Regions from separate parts of the Homo sapiens genome. Here region 1 is linked to region 2. A link is a loop called in an ENCODE intact Hi-C map of the cell type or tissue named here. Cell type or tissue: endothelial cell of umbilical vein. All regions are shown on one strand. Links, peaks and the distances in the headings refer to the core of each region. The heading gives the core; the rest is flanking DNA.

Evidence for each region. Hi-C counts contacts between places; a loop is a spot of excess contacts. Peaks named below come from ENCODE experiments on the same cell type or tissue, not always from the same donor. Only the 100,000 strongest peaks of a DNase experiment are listed, where the experiment ranks them.
Region 1: a loop joins it to region 2, with 4 times the contacts of the local background. A loop is called at or near these places in 3 of 110 quality-filtered maps.

The regions. Positions count from the first base shown.
Region 1 is chr18:2,921,664-2,926,064 of GRCh38, forward strand. LPIN2 (lipin 2) reads right to left here. Exons shown (of 20, transcript NM_001375808.2): 14 at 3,561-3,705; 15 at 2,735-2,883; 16 at 2,112-2,198; 17 at 384-536. Among named protein-coding and RNA genes, the nearest start is that of LPIN2-AS2, 43 kb to the right of the region's middle. In endothelial cell of umbilical vein, for the core only: no CTCF peak of the experiment used is centred there; a DNase peak (open chromatin) is centred at 1,998; H3K27ac peaks cover 468 bases.
Region 2 is chr18:2,764,570-2,768,970 of GRCh38, forward strand. All of the region lies in intron 37 of SMCHD1 (structural maintenance of chromosomes flexible hinge domain containing 1), which reads left to right. Among named protein-coding and RNA genes, the nearest start is that of EMILIN2, 80 kb to the right of the region's middle. In endothelial cell of umbilical vein, for the core only: a CTCF peak has its summit at 1,866 (motif pointing right); a DNase peak (open chromatin) is centred at 1,882.

The sequences.
Region 1 (4,401 bases), core at 180-4,179, 160 kb after region 2:
AATACAATCACCAATCTCAAAATGGTCGTTTTCCCCAGTGAGTGGTCCTAAAATTTTAGTGCTCACAACCACCCAATTTCTTCAACCCTTTGTAACTGGAATCTTTCCTTCTCCTTCTTTGCCAGTCTGATAACTAAGAAAATTTGAGTGATGAAGTTTAGGGAAGGAGAAAACTTGACGGTTCCTAGAACCTGCCTTTCTTCACCAGGCCCGCCACATGGCAAGTGAGCAGTATGTGGTAGGACACCACCAGGGACCAAAGAACTGGGAGAGGCGTGGCGGCTCCAACATCTGACTTCTGTTCCCACACATCCCCCCACCTTGGGCCCAGCCCCGCCCACATGCTGGGGCGGTGGGCAGAGGGCTGCCTGCCGGAGAGGTACCTGTGGAAGGCGGAGAACAAGCTGCTGGGGGACAGCATCAGGGGGCCCCGGGGCAAGATTGTGCCCTTGTCATTGACCCAGTGCAGGTAGCCACGGGTCATGTCGGCCATGCCGATGGCACGAGCCGAGCAGTACAGAAACTTGTAGCCATTCCTGAAAGAAAACACACCCTGTTAGCCCACATGTTCTGGCTAAGGGAAAAGAAAACAAAAAACAAAAAAAAAACCCCACACTTTTCTTTCTTTTTTTTTTGAGTCTCACTCTGTTACCCAGGCTGGAGTGCTGTGGCGCCATCTCGGCTCACTGCAACCTCCACCTCCTGGATTCAAGCAATTCTCCTGCCTCAGCCTCCCAAGTAGCTAGGATTACAGGCATGGGACACCATGCCCGGCTTAATTTTTATATTTTTTAGTAGAGACAGGGTTTCACCATGTTGGCTAGATTGGTCTTAAGCTCCTAACCTCAGGCAACCTGCCCACCTCAGCCTCCCAAAGTGCTGGGATTACAGGTGTGAGCCACCATGCTCAACCCATACTTTTCTTTTAAAAGATCCAAATAAACTTCCTCTCATTTACTGTGAAAACCAAATTCTCAAATTTAGCAGGAAACTGCTTAGGATTATAGAGGTTTCACCTTCCATGGAAAACGTGGGAAAAAAATGGAGGTACAGGCAACTAAGGATTATGTTAAGTTTGTAAGTACTGATATAAAATGTTCAGCATCTAGTCCATGAAAGCCAGATTAGAGGACAGAAAAAACCTTGGACTATCTTTAAATTACCCACTGTGAAGAAAAAATATAGGGGATATTATTTATAAAGGCAATGTGCAAGATGCAAACCACTCCATCAGACAAGAAGCAAAATTATACCCAGGTAACTGACATATTCGTAATTTTCATATTATGGTATTCTCAACTAATGCTGAAGACACTGAGATTCTTCAGATCAATGTAATATATGTATTAGGAACCCACAAACGCCATGGCACGGCTATCTTCCCCTCAAAGGGTGCCCCAAGAGAGAGCAGCCCATGCAAGAACTATTTCCCTCATGCATGCGTGCACTATCTACTCAAAGAAATACAATTTTAAGGCTGGGCGCAATAGCTCATGCCTGTAATCCCAGCACTTTGGGAGGCCGAGGCGGGGAGATCACCTGAGGTTCGGAGTTCAAGACCAGCCTGACCAACATGATGAAACCCCATCTGTACTAAAAATACAAAATTAGCTGGGCATGGTGGCATGTGCCGGTAATCCCAGCTACTCGGGAGACTGAGGCAGAAGAATCACTTGAACCCGGGAGGCGGAGACTGCAGTGAGCCAAGGTCGCGCCATTGCACTTCAGCCTGGGCGACAAGAGCAAAACTCCATCTCAAAAAAAAAAAAAAAAAAAAAAAAAAAAATTTAAAATACCCAGAAAATAAACCAAAAATGAAAATCAGCTATCTTATTAAATTCTAGCTAAAAAAATAACTGTCATTCTAGTTATAGATGTAGGTAGTGCCTGAAACACAGCACTGTGAGGATTAACTGAGATGACACAGGTTCGATGCCAATGCCAGGTGCACACGGCTCCCACACCATCAACAGGAAAGGAGTGAGGAAGAGCGGGAATGCTTCAGCATAAACACATGACTCATGTGGACTGAAGACTTACACCATTGTTCTATAGTTCTTAAAGCAAGCTTCCAGCTCACCAGAGCGAGTTAACGTGGGGAGGGTACCTACTCATTGATGGAATGGTAGAGCTTTGCTATACCCTGGTGGGTCCAGTCTTTGCCCAGCTGTGGGAGAATCTGTCCCAAAGCATCCGACCTAAGAAGACGGTAGAAACAGGAAAAGCTATCAGGAATCAAACACATACAGCGTTTTCCTATTTGGTTGACTATCAGCTGCCAATAACTAATTGGTGGCGGGACACTCTTGAAAGGGGATTTAATCACAGCTTCAAGCAACTGCAAGGCCATCCCATGCAAACGCACCCACTGAGGTGCTTCTGAAAGCGGAGTCTCACGAGCGCCAGATGTGTGTGTTCGGAGGTAACTGACTGCCACACTTTCTCTTTTCCTCCGCCCCAATGTCAAGGGGCTTGTTTTCATATCAGAATTGAAACCAAATAACTAATCTTTCCAAAAGTGATTTTTGACATTTGTTATGCACCCTCACCATCTCCTCCATGCAAAAAAATGACCCCATGTGGACTGTACTGGGGACGCCTCAGAGCATATGGCTTATAAAATGCCTTGGCTGAGGGCTTCGAGCCCCAGGTGAGGAACTCCCCACCACACACTGCCTGCCCCTCCCTGAGCACGGGGCTGTTCCTTGCCACCCACCTGAAGGATTGAGCTTACTTGGTTATTGTCCCATCAATATCAGAAATGATGATCTTGTCATTCCAGTTCCACAGGTAAATGGTCCCTGCACAGCGACAGGTGCCTTGATACTGGGTTGTAATACTAAACACAACATCATTTGGGCCATCGTGGAGCTTCAGTTTTGCCTTTTAAAAAAGCATAAGAATAAAGAAAATCAGCTGAAAACATAGTTTGAAACGATTTAAAAATTTACAGAACAACTGGTGTCTCGGAATCCCAACAAGAGGCAGGATGGTTTCCGGGGTCTTAGACACAGCCCACCCTGTGCCCAGCGCAGCTGACAATGCTGAGGGAGCCACTGCCTGAACAGTATTTTGGGGTTCCAGGGACTTCTCTGAACACCCACAAAGCAAAAGGTCTACTACTCTTACTCCACACCTGAGAATTACTGCTTTAGCCACAGCCTGCTCTGGTCCCAGCAAGACCTTTTCATACCGAAAATGGGTCAAAGGCAGGGTGTAAAATAAGAGGAGAAATTGTGTCTAAAATGTCATTTCTCTATTGCTGTGGCTCCTAAGAGACAGTACCTGGCTCAGCGCTGGGTTAGCTGTGTACGACTGACTCTCAAGAGATGGAGGAAGGAGGTCTGGGGTGGGTGGCAGGACCCAAGCCACAGGTTCCCCAGGTGGGCCTGATAGCTCTTGGGGGCGGCGGTCGTGGTTCCACTGTGGATAGGCATTGACACGACCATGCCGTGTGGCGTGTATGCAGCTGGGGACGTGTGGACAGAAGAGGATGTGCATCAAATTAAACCATTACTAAAATAAGTCCTACTGGACAACACAGATCATGCAAGACTCACGATCTGGTCTGAGGAGAGGCGGAGAGACTTCTTATATGAAGTTGTGCTGCCGTGGCTCAGGGGCTCTGTGGGGATGGGGTCCACTGTGATGGATTCTTCGAGCTCCTGTGATCCCTCGTCACTCGAGGAGTCATTCTCGGCCGGCCTGTTCAACATTAGCCCAGTTACGGAAGAGGCAGCAGGGCATTTTATTGATGAGAGCTTTTCATTTAGGATCAAGAAAATAAAGATATCCTAAATCTTTTCTAGGAATGGGTAGAGTTATCCCTTCTGCCATTCTCCCATATCCACAGCTCTGTACGCCTGAAATATTCATATTGTTAACTGATAAGGCCACTTTCATAACTGGCAAGCACTTACTTTCTGACTATGACCTGCTATTTTCTGCTATGCCCAGTGAATGCTAGAAGGTCTACTGACTCTTGTTGAAGAGGGTATGTATGTTTCACAAGGCACAAATCAAAGAAAACATAATCGCTTACAATGATTTAACAAACTCCGGCTGGGTGCGGTGCCTCACACCTGTAATCCCAACACTTTGGGAGGCCGAGTTAGGAGGACACCTTGAGCCCAGGAGTTTGAGACCAGCCTGGGCAACATAGGGAGACCCAGTTTCTACGGAACATTTAAAAATTAGCCAGGGGTAGTGACACTTGTCTGTGGTCCTAACTACTTGGGAGGCTGAGGCAGGAGGACTGCTTGAGCCCAGGAGTTTGAGACCAGCCTGGGCAACACAGCAAGACCCTGTCTCTACAAAATACAAATTTAAAAATTAGCCAGGCATGGTGTCCCACACCTGTAGTCCCAGCTACTTAGGAGGCCGAGGCAGGATTGTATGAGC
Region 2 (4,401 bases), core at 106-4,105:
ACATCTGTAGATTCAAAAATAATTAGGAAAAAAATTTCATCTGTACTGAATACATACATTTTTCTTGTCAGTATTCCATAAACAATACAACAACTATTTTCATAGCATTTTAGTAGTTATTACTAAGTAATCTAGGGATGATTCAAAGTATATGGAGTATGTGCATAGGCTGTATGCAAATACGACACCATTTTATATCAGGGATGTGAGTATGCATGGATTTGAGTATCTATGGGAGTCCTGGAACTAGTACCCCACAGATACCAAGGGATGACTATATATCCTTTTGCATATATTATTTCTTTAAGAAATTACTAGAAGCAGAATGCGTTAGAGATAGGATATGCATATTTTAAGCCTTTTGGTAGTTACTGCCAGTGCTCTTCAGTTTATATTCCTGCCAGAAGTATATGTCTATCTTACTCATATTAGCAACACTATATGTGTGAACACTTTTAAAAATTCTAACCAAGTATCTGATTAAAAATTTATTTTTGTCGAATATTTTTTGGTTTTAATCTTTCTAAGATTGTTTACCGACCATTTCTTTTAGAATTTTCATTTTTTTCTTAAAAATATTAGTGCTCTTTGGTATATAAGTACTTTTTCATGAGATGTTCTTTTGTTTTTAGAACTTGCCTTTGTTTATATTGGAGGGGCAGATCATATTCACAGTGCTATCTCTGATATCCTTAATTTCTTTAATTTTTGATATATCTGGATTTTATTGACCCTTTTTCAAATCCATTAATTTTCTTGATATCTTTTCAGTAATTCTAACAGTACTAATAGATATGAAATGTTACCTTTTCTTGTATTTTTGTTGTTGTTCATTTCTGTGTCTAACTCATTGCAGCATCACATTGTTTCAGTAAAATTAGGCTTATACGGTAGGAGCCTGCCAGCTGTACCTGGCCTGAAGACTTGTCAATTGGTCTGGCAGTGACTGACCAGTACAGCATTTTCATTGTAATTAGTTTCCAACATTTAAAGTTCTGGAATTTTTACATAAAAATCTGCATTTCTAATTTATTTGGTGAAATCTAAAGATCTGTCAACACTGGGTGAGGATTCTCTTAGCCAGCTGTATGTGCACCCTGAACAGTGACTGCTCCTGTCAGTGTGTCTGGTTTCCAGTCAGCCGCTTCCATGCCACTTCTTTTCATTTATTGACATTGAGGACATGTGTATTTACCACTTATATTCACACTTGTTCTTCCTTTTTTATTATAGTGGAGAATAAAGTAAGATTTTCTTGTGCTCTAACAAAAATTAGGTAATGAAAGCCACGTTGAAAAACAAAGGGGAGTGGGGAGACATACTTAACATGCAGAGTGGATTTGTGTTGGAAGAAGACATCTAGTCTTCTTTCTAAAGAAAGTTTTCTAAAGAAAACTTTACCTGTTTTCCTGTTTAGCTATGTCCAGTTTTCTTTTTTTTTGGAGACAGAGTCTCACTGTCTCACCCAGGCTGGAGTGCAGTGGCGCGATTGCCCCTCACTGCAAGCTCTGCCTCCCGGGTTCACGCCATTCTCCTGTCTCAGCCTCCCAAGTAGCTGGTACTACAGGCACCCACCACCACATCTAGCTAATTTTTTGTATTTTTAGTAGCGACGGGGTTTCACCGTGTTTGCCAGGATGGTCTCGATCTCCTGACCTTGTGATCCACCCGCCTCGGCCTCCCAAAGTGCTGGGATTACAGGCGTGAGCCGCCGTGCCCGGCCTGTCTCCAGTTTTCTTGGCCCCCTTATGGTCATTTGAAATTGCTAAACCTGCTGTATATACTCCTGAGATTCAGACAAGAGATTTAGCTATTCCCCAGCAGCTGTATATAAAAATCTCTTCACATCATGCATGTAAATTGTACTCTTACCACTAGAGGACCCTGATATCTCACTGAATCAATAGAAAACTCAAGTCCTTCTTGGCTCCTGCCTCACATATTGATTTAGTATGTCTGGAGCAGGGCTCTAGAATCTGATTTTTAAAAAGCAGGTGATTCTTATCATTAGGGAAGTTTAGGAAACACTGGTCTAGAGCACAACCAATGTTTGTAAATGTTCCACATTATTGCTTTGTTTAAAGTTACAATCTAAATTTGTAGTTGCTTAAGTTTGTTAATTGTGCTATTCAGATTCACTGTATTATTTGCCTACATGATCTGGACATTTCTGATGGCAGTGTCTAAGTTTCATTCTGATATGCATTTGTTTGTTTCTCATATGCCAAATTTCCGTTTATACTTGGATCCAGTTTGGGACTCTTCATTTCTGTTATTCTGTTTATCCTTTTTTCTTGGTAGGTATGCATCAGGGATTAAAAACTATAAAACTTTGAGATAGGAGATTCCTCTTCAAACAAGATAAAAAGGAAAAGATTATATTTAACTACATTAAAAGTTACACTTTCTGCGGGGCACAGTAGCTCATGCCTATAACCTTAACACTTTGGGAGGCCAAGGTAGGATTGCTGGAGCCCAGGATTTCAAGACCAGCTTGGGCAACATGGCAAAACCCCATCTCTACAAAAAATTTAAAAATTAGCCAAGCATGGTGACAACGCACCTATAGCCCCAGCTACTCAGGCAGCTGAGGTGGGAAGATAGCTTAAGCCTGAGAGGTTGAGACTGCAGTGAGCCATGATTATGCCACTGCATTCCAGCCTGGGTGACAGAGCAAGACCCTGTCTCAAAAAAAAAAAAAGGTTACACTTTATGTACGTAAGCATATCTTAAACAGAATTAAAAGAACAGTGACAATGTGTTGATAATTGTTGACACTGGATAATCAGGTTTATTATCTGATTCTGTAGTAGAAAAAAAAAGTTTTTAAGGTAGTAAATTAAGGAGAAATATTGATTTTGCTGTATGCAGTCATGTCATCACTTAATGACGGGCATATGTTCTAAGAAATACATCATCAGGTGATTTCATTGTTGTGCAAATATCGTAGAGTATACTTAAACCTAGGTGATATAGCCTACTATACACCTGGGCTATATATCACAACCTATTTCCTTTTTTTTTTTTTTTTTTTTTTTGAGACAGAGTCTTGCTCTGTCACCCAGGCTGGAGTGCTTTGGCGCACTCTTGGCTCAGTGCAACCTCCGCCTCCTGGGTTCAAACAATCCTCCCACCTCAGCCTCCCGAGTAGCTGGGACTACAGGCGCGTGCCCACCACACCCAGCTGATTTTTGTTTTTTCAGTAGAGACAGGGTTTCACCATGTTGGCCAGGTTTGTCTCGAACTCTGACCTCAGACGATCCACCCACCTCGGCCTCCCAAAGTGCTGGGATTGTAGGCATGAGCCACCACACCCAGCAGCATAACCTGTTTCTCCTAGGCTACAAACCTGTACAGTATGTGACTGTACTGAACACTGTAGGTAATTTTAACATAATAGTATCTGTGTATCTAAACATAGAAAAGGTATAGTAAAATACAGTATTATAATCTTTTGGGACCACCATTGTACATGTGGTCCTTTGTTAGTGAATTGTTATGTGGTGCATGACTGTATGTTAGATACATATAATTAAAGGACTGATATATTGAACAGATTTCTAAAACCTCCTAAGGAACTACTTGCAAATCAATTAAAAAAAAAAGACAAACCGGTAGAAAAATAAATGGGCAAAGAATATGAGCAGGCAATTAATGGAAAAGAAAATATAAATAACCTGTAAACATAAGAAGCATGATTTCAGTACCACTCAGGGAGATGTTAGTTAAAATAATAATGACTGGTTGCTTTTTAATTCCCCTTTTTAGAAAAAAATATGATTGATATTAAATGTTGGCCAGCATAAGGGGAATTGGGCACTCCCATATACTGCTGGTGAGAGGATAAATTGATACAGCTTCTTATAAGGGAAATTTGATACTTACCTTTTAAAATAAACTTATACTTCTCATTATTCATCCCAGAAAACACATTTGCAGAGAAACATTTGGAGATATATTTTTGCTATGTTATAGATAATTGTTTAAAAATTGTAAACATACTAAATATTTGCCACCCAATGAATGAGTAGTATAGTATAGTGTACTATATACTATACTACTAGTATATATAGTATACAGTATATAGTATAGTATATAGTGTACTATATACTATACTACTAGTATAGTACTATATACTATACTATACATAAATTTTAAATTGGCATCTATACATTCACATGAATTGATCAAATCGAGTGCTGAAAGCAAGTTGCTAAAGTATATGTTACTTATTTTTAAAATGCAAATAGTATTTTTTAAATACATGTTTGCATTTATGTAAGTCTGTTGAAAACCACATTCAGAAACTGATTGGCAGTTGGTTTAATGGTGGGCTTGTATTCTATATTCTTTGGGAAAAAGTCTGTGAGCTGTAATTTATAATTTTATTTCATGGATTGA